Regions from separate parts of the Homo sapiens genome. Here region 1 is linked to region 2. A link is a loop called in an ENCODE intact Hi-C map of the cell type or tissue named here. Cell type or tissue: gastrocnemius medialis. All regions are shown on one strand. Links, peaks and the distances in the headings refer to the core of each region. The heading gives the core; the rest is flanking DNA.

Region 1 (4,391 bases), core at 182-4,181, 81 kb after region 2:
GTCCCAACTAAAATCTGGTAACAAGAGATTTAAGGTGAGTCGCAGTGGCTCACACCTGTAATCCTATCACTTGGGAGGCCGAGACAGGCAGATCACTTTAGCCCAGAAGTTGCCCGGACTTGAGACCAGCCTGGGTAACAGGGCGAAACCCCATCTCTACAAAAAGTTTTAAAGGAGGAGAGAGACAAATTTAAAAGAATTTTTGTTAAAGAGCTCCATGGTTAGAAGTCAGCTTAATTAAAAGCTAATATTCAAGCTATGTGTATATTTTTAAAGCCTTCTGTGTTTTCTCTTTAAATCCTATTTTAAAAAATTTTGTTCAGTAGACTAAAATCTTTTTTTTAAAATGTGTTTGATGTCTCTATTCACTTCCTTTCTTAAAAACTATCCTCCCATTTACTTTTACTCCACCCTATTCCTCCTTCCTCTTTGCCATCTTCAATACCACATTTTTAAAAAATCTAGAAAAGACTTCTAATGACTCAGACTCCTTAAAAAACTCAGAAAAGGCCAGGTGCAGTGGCTCATGCCTGTTATCCCAGCACTTTGGGAGGCCAAGGCGAGCGGATCACCTGAGGTTGGGAGTTCGAGATCAGCCTGGCCAGCATGGTGAAACTCGGTCTCTACTAAAAATACAAAAATTAGCTGGGCGTGGTGGCACACAGCTGTAATCCCCACTACTCAGGAGGTTGAGGTGGGAGAATCACTTGAAGCCGGGAGGCAGAGGTTGCAGTGAGCGGAGATCGTGCCACTGCACTCCAGCCTGGGCGACAGAGCGAGACTCTGGGTGACAGAGCAAGACTCCGTCTCAAAACAAAAACAACAACAAAAATTCCATTTGTAAAGGCATCTCCCTCTCTACACCCAAACCTCCAAAACCTTTTAGAATAGAAAAGACAATGGCTTAAAATTTAGATAACTTTACCTTTATTTAGATCTAAATTCTATGCCTTTGAAATATACATTTTCTACCTTATTTCATCTAAAAGTCATGTCTTAGAGATACAAGTTTAGAGTTGCCTAGTTAATAATTAAGACATAAAACAGATAATTTAAAAATTGATAGTCTGAAGTTGGGGAAAACTACCTAGAAACTGACAAATAAAAAATCTGGTCTGGCGTAGTGCCTCATGCCTGTAATTCCAACACTTTGGGAGGTCAAGTTAGGAAAATTTCTTGAGCCCAGGAGTTCAAGACCAGCCTGGGCAAGATGGTAAAACTCCCCATATCTACAAAAAATACACGAATTAGCCAGGCATGGTGGCACGCGCCTGTAGTCCCAGCTAGCCAGTCAGGTAGAAGGATTGCTTGAGCCTTGGAGGTCAAGGCTGCAGTGAGCTGTGATGGCACCACTGCACTCCAGCCTAGATGACAGAAGGAGAACCTGTCTCATTAAAAAAAAAAAAAAAAAAAAAAGTATAAATCTATAAGCTCTACTTCTGTTTATGTGTCTATATATTTATATGTGCCTGTGTATGTAATGTTCCATTATCAAAATATATAAAAGAGCTCTAATTAATTCAGTTAAAAAAATGCTTAAATCAAATATTTTATTAAAAAATAAAAACTTTAACTCAAATGTCTGTTTAATTCACATTACTTTGTAAACCAAAAGTAAAATCCTAAAGCTCCCTAACCATCCGAATGGACCACTCCTCACAGCCAAGGGTGTTCTAAAATTAACCTGAAAACTAGGTCAGGCCATGATGGGAAGGGGGAACCAGACCCTCCTCCCTTCTGGAATTAATGATAGAACAGACGTAGTCTGATAAGAAACATACATTCATTTATTCATATATTTTTATTTATTTATTTTTTGAGACAAAAATGCCTCTTACTAAATAACTGATTACTCATATCATATAGAGGCCTGGCTTTGGTGGAAGCCCATCTGCAACACACTGCCTAAAATTAGACACAACTAATAACTATTTAACTAGACTGGCCTATTCTCAGGACTAAGAGACTAGTTCCATGGCTTATAAGACAATTCACCAACTCAATTTCTGGACTATAAAATTTCTTTAAAATTTTTCACACCGAGGAATGCTGGGGCTCAGAAGACAATACCCTAAAATGAAGGCCTCAGTAGCAGCCTCAGAAGCAGAAGTTTTTCTCTGACCCTCTCCTGTCCTCCTGTTGCTGGGTCCCATTCTCCCCCAAGGCCAGCTATAAAAACCAGGACCTCTTTTCCCCAAAGCCAGCCATAAAACCTAAAATTACTGTATGTAAAAACTGGCCATAAAAAATTATCTGACCTACCTTATTTAACTTAGGTCCTAAGATCTCCCCATTCCAGAGAGGGTCCTGCCCCATACCCAGAAGGAAGGAATGAGAGAGGCCAGGAGGAATCTCAACAGGCCTTCCTGGGTTTCCCCACTCAGTCTGTTAACATTAGAGCATGCCCTTCTGTCCAGTCATATTTCTACACAGCTGTCCATACTTTGTAAAACATAAACATAAAATTGGCGATTTCAGGCTGGGGGCGGTGGCTCATGCCTATAATCCCAGCACTCTGGGAGGCCAAGGCGGGCGGATCACAAGGTCAGGAGTTCCAGACCAGCCTGGCCAGCATGGTGAAACCCTGTCTCTACTAAAAAATACAAAAAATTAGCCGGGCATGGTGGTGCGTGCCTGTAGTCACAGCTGCTCAGGAGGATGAGGCAGGAGAATTGCTTGAACCCAGCAGGCGGAGGTTGCAGTGAGCCGAGATCATGCCACTGCACTCTAGCCTGGCAGACACAGTGAGACTCCATCTCCAAAAAAAATAAATAAATAACTGGCAATTTCCCCTATATCTTTGGGTCTTCATTCTAAAGGTGCTCATATATACATATTAAATAAATTTATCTACCTTTTCTCCTATAAATCAATTACTCTCATGTCAGTGATTTTCAGCAAACTTTTAGGAGGCCAAGTGTCTTGGCCCTCACAACACCAATTCCCATGCCTGAGTCCAGCTCAGTAGATGTGGACCCTGGGCCTCTTTCCCCACCTTGTTCATCCACCAGCTCCTTGCCCTTTAACCTTCAGGCCTGACTTCTGGGCTAAAACAGTTTCAGGCAGGCGCCCCTCCCCACCCAGGACAACCAGACTCAGGCCCCTGAAGGTTAGAAGGTCAGTTTAGCATCCCCTCCAGTCCTCTCCTTTCCCCCTCCCAGAGGGAGCTGCGCCATTACATTGGTCCTCAAGAGTGTCACACCCCTCCTCTGCTTGGGCAAAGAAAGCTCCAGTGTCGGCCTTCCTCCACTCCTCACCAGTGGTCATGATGCCTCTCCCACCTCAATCCTTCTTGAACCCTGAATCAGCTGGACTTAGCTTCATTCTTCTAGAGTTCTTTTACACCTCCTGATGTAATCTCACAGAGGATGAACAGAACTCGATAGCTGTGCCACCCCTGCCCCCTCCCCGGCCTTGATTTTTTTTTTTTTTTTTTTTTTTGGAGACAGAGTCTCACACTGTTGCCCAGGTTGGAGTGCAATGGTTCAATCTCGGCTCACCGCAACCTCTGCCTCCCGGGTTCATGCAATTCTTCTGCCTCAGCCTCCCAAGTAGCTGGGATTACAGGTGCACACCACCATACCTGGCTAATTTTTTTGTATTTTTAGTAGAGACGGGGTTTCACTATGTTGGCCAGACTGGTCTCGAACTCCTGACCTCATGGTCTGCCCGCCTCAGCCTCCCAAAGTGTTGGGATTACAGGCATGAGCCACTGCCCCTGGCCTTGATCTCTTAATTGCTTCCCTTTTTCCTCAGAGTTACATTTTCCCCACTCTAATCTGTCTCCCTGCAGTTCAGGCATCTTCTTCTCTGACCTTTCAAGCCTCTTGTTCACACCACACACAGATGAGGGAGATTATCTGCTTATTTCTCACCCAAGGGAGAGAGCTCCAGGGGAGAGTCAGAACCAGGATCAGAGCCGAGAGCCAGAGCCAGATGCTGCTGCTGAATGAGACAGCGGAGATGCAAAAGCAAAGCCAGAGCCATCCGTCAGCCCAGTATTTGTAATGGGTGCAGGGTTTGAATGTTTGCAGGGTGCTTTGGCATGGAGCAGTCCATCTGGTTTTCATCACCATGACCATGTAAGTAGGAAATATTCTGATTTTCCAGATGAGAAAACAGGCTCAGAAGGTTCAGTCACTTGCTCCAGTACATATGGCTACTAATCAGTGAAGAACAGCCTCAAATCCAGGTTTGTCTCACCCCAGGTCTCCCACTCTTTTTACTGCACTGGCATAAACTTTGACCTGTGAGGGAACAGTTAACTGTCCCAGACGGAATGGGTGGCCCCCCTCTCCAAGAGACTTGAAGATTTGGGACCTTCTACTCTTCTACATTTTGAGTTTGGGAGAGAACCGTATCTTTATCTCATATTTACTACAAAAACAATC
Region 2 (4,391 bases), core at 162-4,161:
GCCCATATGAACCCACCTGCCCAGCCTCCTCCACAGGCCTGGCCCTGTGCTTCACCTCATGAGGACCCCACAGCACAGGCAGGCAGCTGAGGCTCCCCCTAGGTCTGGGCTGAAGACAAAAGTCATTCCCCCATTTCTGTTCAAGGCTGCCAGGTGGGGATCCTCAATCTCCAGCTCAGATCCCACTGCCAGGACCCTCCCCAGCTTAGGAGGCTGCCATGGCCACCAGGGCTGACTGGGTCACAACCCCTATGAGAACTGGCAACAATGGTTCTGGCTCTCTTGCTCCTCTCTCAGGTGTCAGAGCTTTTAGGTCAGGGCCAAAACCCTGTTGTTGTCCTAGGCTGAGTTTATTGGGTACTCTTCCAAGGGCCACAAGAGTATATTGTATGGACTCAGATGCTCTCCCCATGCCTCCAGGACCCAACAAATATCTCTCCAAGGGAGAGAGACAGAGACAGGAAAACAGGAAGACAGGAATGGGGTAAGACAGAGAAACCAAGGGGAAAGGACAGAAGAGAAAGGAAAATGGAAGGAAAGAATAAGAAAAACACATAAATAATTGCTTTCTGCATCCTGGTTAAGAGAGATACACTTAAATCCTAAGACTGGGGGAAGTTAGAGAGCAGGCCTGCACTGGGCATCAGGGGACAAGCTGTGCTACAACCTGCATCAATGTCAAGGCAATATCTGTCCTGGAAGAAAAGGTCACCTTGTGTACCTGGGAGTCCCAAAGCTCACTGTGGACTGAATGGCCAGAGCAGGAGGGGAGGAAGGAAAGAGGTCTCATGCCACACAGGTGTCCAGACTGCACTCTCTGCCCCAGGAAGTACCACCTTTTCCTCCCACCATCTCATAAGGCCACCTCTGCCCTATCCCCATAGGGTCCAGCAAGCTTTGGGGAAGACTCTACAGAAGACATAGGGGAGCAAACTAATAGCATGAAAGATCTGGAGCAGTCAGAGCTACAGAACTACGGACTCCAGGCCAGCAGGGGCAGGGGTGTGAGTGGGTGAGGGCTGGGGGGTACAGGAGACGGAGACTGACCCTAGGAATATTGGAAAAACAATAAGGCCTGCAATGGTGGCCCTTCCCCTACTCAGAAACCTTTCCTGGACTTGAAGGAATGAGGATTCTTTGATTCAATAGTTGTACTTTTCTTGAATAGCACTGCTAAGCCTGTCAACAAACCTTGGTAGAGAATCGCTACTGAGATGTTATTTATGCCAGGAAAAGTGGGTAACAAACTTCGGCATTCAACAATATAGAATCCCTTTAACAAATTATGGCCTCTCCACATGCTGGAATATGGAGACCTTGATTGTTATGTTGGGGAAGAAACTTGATGATGAAAATGCTGACCCCAGAATGTGTAAAGTAGAGGGAAATTAACCCTGGAGGCTGGGATTAGGGGGAATGTTGTTTCACTCTCATCCTCTTCTATGATTTCTCCAATGAGAAATCCTATCTTATCCTCCTATCTATCCAATCTTATCCTCTTCTATAATTTCTTCATGTTTTCCATTTACAATCAGAACAAAGCAATCAATGATCTCCCTTTCCCCAAAAGGAACAGGATTCATCACTCGGTGTTTGATGTGAAGTCCCTTCAGCTCTCCAAGCCCCAGTGTCCTCGTGAATCAAGCGGAGATCATCTTAAAGCCCTCAACAGGGACAAGTGTGAAGGAACCAGTAAGAGAATGCTGAGATCAGAAGCCTGGATCCTGCCCAGCCCCATCCCCGATGGTCTCATGCCAACCGTCAGGACCCAACGTTATCCAGAGACTGGGCTCTAACCACAGCCTGGACTCCTCTAACCCTGGGCCCAGCCACAACCACTCTAGGACTTCTGCTTTGGAAAGCAGAAAGCTCAAGCCCCCGAAAATAAAAGTCCTGGAAATGTTCCCAGTTAGCAGACACTAGGTCTCCCCTAGTGACACAGAGAGAAGAGAAACAAACAGGCACTAGGAGGGATTGAGGTGGTCCCTCTGTCCCCCACACACTCCTTCACCCACTGGGCAGCTGCAGCAATGCTCTCTGTCTTGGTGATGTCCATGGTCACCGTCTCCAGCCTGTCTGAAGTCTGGCCCCTCAGCTGCTTGGTCCCCTTCTCTGTCCTACATGCAGCTCCCGCAAGCCTGTGCATTCAGTTGTCTGGCCAGTAGCTTCCTGAAGCGTGAGTCACAGCTCATGATGAACACTATGTGTCTCTCAGCTGGCTCACCACCTGCCTCTCCCAGTATGAGCACAGAAGGTAGTACAGGCCCTGGAGGACCACCAGGTAGAGCCACATGGCTTTGCAGAGGACAGACCCAGGTAGGCTGGGGTGAAATGAGAGTCTGGCCTCTGTTCAGACAGGAGGATTTAAGAACACAGAGGGCTGAGGTAGGCAGAGAAGCCCTCAGGCATTTTGGCAGAAAGTCTTCACTTTCCTCCCTGATCACTGTCTTTCTGCAACATTTTTTTTTATCCTGGCTTCATCTCTCTACTATTTTGAACTGCCTTTGCAAGTACTCATGCATGCAGTTGCAAACCCCAAGTCCTGCCCAGTAGGAAACTACTATGACTCAGCAATGCTTCCCTAGTCCACAAATTTCTCTCTGCATTGCTGTGCCCACACAGATGTTTATGTGGGTGCAAACGTGTATTGACACAGGCTTACACACAGCAGCCCCCACACACTCTCCATAGCAAACACACCCCTCTGCTCTAAGTACAAGGGTCAGAACTGTCTCTACAAAGCTGCTGTACTGACACTTCTGGTCCATGACCTTCTGAGCACAGAAAGACCTTATTGGGAAGCTACATATGGTTTCCAGCCACATTAGGTGGAAATCCCTCTCTGAGCCTGAGATTCCTCATCCCGCTCAGCACCCAGAATCAATCACTCCTCAGAAAACTGGGTCATGGTCAGGCTGTCTAGGATGAGAAGGAGAAGCCGAAAGAGTGGACAGGAACAGATCGTCTCCTGCTATAATAGTTTTTTGGGGCAGAAGGAGTGAAGGATCCCATGGGGGCACTGTGGAAGTCCTTCCATTCCCCCTCCCAGCAGCCCTGGGTGTTTCCTTCCTGTGGGTTCCAAGTCTCCATTCCTTTCCCTGCCACTGGAGGAGGGGGTGTGTTGGGATATGGTGGAGGACCTGAGAGATGGCACAGGAAAAGTGCAATGACTTTTAAGTGAGGGTCAGTCACTGAGGGCCACAGAAGGCACAGGTGAGGGGGAGAGGACTCAGTTGTCCCAGGGAAGGGACCTGGGGCCTGTCAGTGCCTATTGACATCTCCTTGCTGGCTCGTCCTTAGGTCTATTTCTGTGACCTGAGGTTACTCCAGCATCCATGGAAAGAAAACAATTCCTCCTCATCTCGGTGGCAAGAATGGCTGGGAGAAGGCAGGGATAACTTTCCTCTTCAAATCCATTCTCAGGTCATGCCTCTCATCCCTGGCCTCCAGGAAGGCACCTGCCTCTTCCTGCCACTGCTCTCTAAGGCCACCCAAAATGTGGAAGCTACTTTGGAACTGGGTAACAGGCAAAGGTTGGAACAGTTTGGAGGGCTCAGAAGAAGACAGGAAAATGTGGGAAAATTTGGAACTTTCTAGAGACTTGTTGAATGGCTTTGACCAAAATGCTGATAATGACATTGACAATGAAATCCAGGCTGAGGTTCTCTCAGATGGAGATGAGGAACTTGTTGGGAACTGGAGCAAAGGTGATTCATTACATTTTAGCAGAGAGACTGGCAGTATTTTGCCCCTGCCCTAGAGATCTGTGGAACTCTGAACTTGAGAGAGATGATTTAGGGTATCTGGCAGAAGAAATTTCTAAGCAGCAAAGCATTCAAGAGGTGATTTGGGTGCTGTTAAGGCATTCAGTTTTAAAAGAGAAAAAGATCATAAAAGTTCACAAAATTTGCAGCCTGACAATGCAATAGAAAAGAAAATCTCATTTTCTGAGGAGAAATCCAAGCTGGCTACAGAAATTTGCCTAAGGAAGAAGAAGCCAAATGTTAATCCCCAAGACAATGGGGAAAATGTCTCCAGGGCATGTCAGAGGTCTTCACGGAAGCCTCTCCCATCATAGGCCAGGAGGCCTAGGAGGAAAAAGTGGTCTCATGGGCCAGGCCCAGGGTCCCCGTGCTGTATGCAGCCTAGGGACTTGGTGCCCTGTATCCCAGCTGCTGCAGCCACAGCTGAAAGGGGCCAATGTAGAGCTCAGGCTGTGGCTTCAGAGGGTGCAAGCCTCAAGCCTTGGCAGCTTCCACATGGTGTTGAGCCTGCCAGTGCACAGAAGTCAAGAATTGGGGTTTGGGTACCTTTGCCTAGATTTCACAGCATGTATGCAAATGCCTGGATGTCCAGGCAGAAGTTTGCTGCAGGGGCAGGTCTCTCATGGA

Evidence for each region. Peaks named below come from ENCODE experiments on the same cell type or tissue, not always from the same donor. Only the 100,000 strongest peaks of a DNase experiment are listed, where the experiment ranks them.
Region 1: it touches region 2 in a loop (6-fold over the local background); 1 of 110 quality-filtered maps calls a loop at or near these places.

Annotation. Positions count from the first base shown.
Region 1 is chr12:57,020,102-57,024,492 of GRCh38, forward strand. No RefSeq gene overlaps it. Among named protein-coding and RNA genes, the nearest start is that of TAC3, 5.8 kb to the left of the region's middle. In gastrocnemius medialis, for the core only: no CTCF peak of the experiment used is centred there; no DNase peak of the experiment used is centred there.
Region 2 is chr12:56,939,190-56,943,580 of GRCh38, forward strand. It overlaps the pseudogene LOC100420982. Among named protein-coding and RNA genes, the nearest start is that of SDR9C7, 7.0 kb to the left of the region's middle. In gastrocnemius medialis, for the core only: no CTCF peak of the experiment used is centred there; a DNase peak (open chromatin) is centred at 2,225.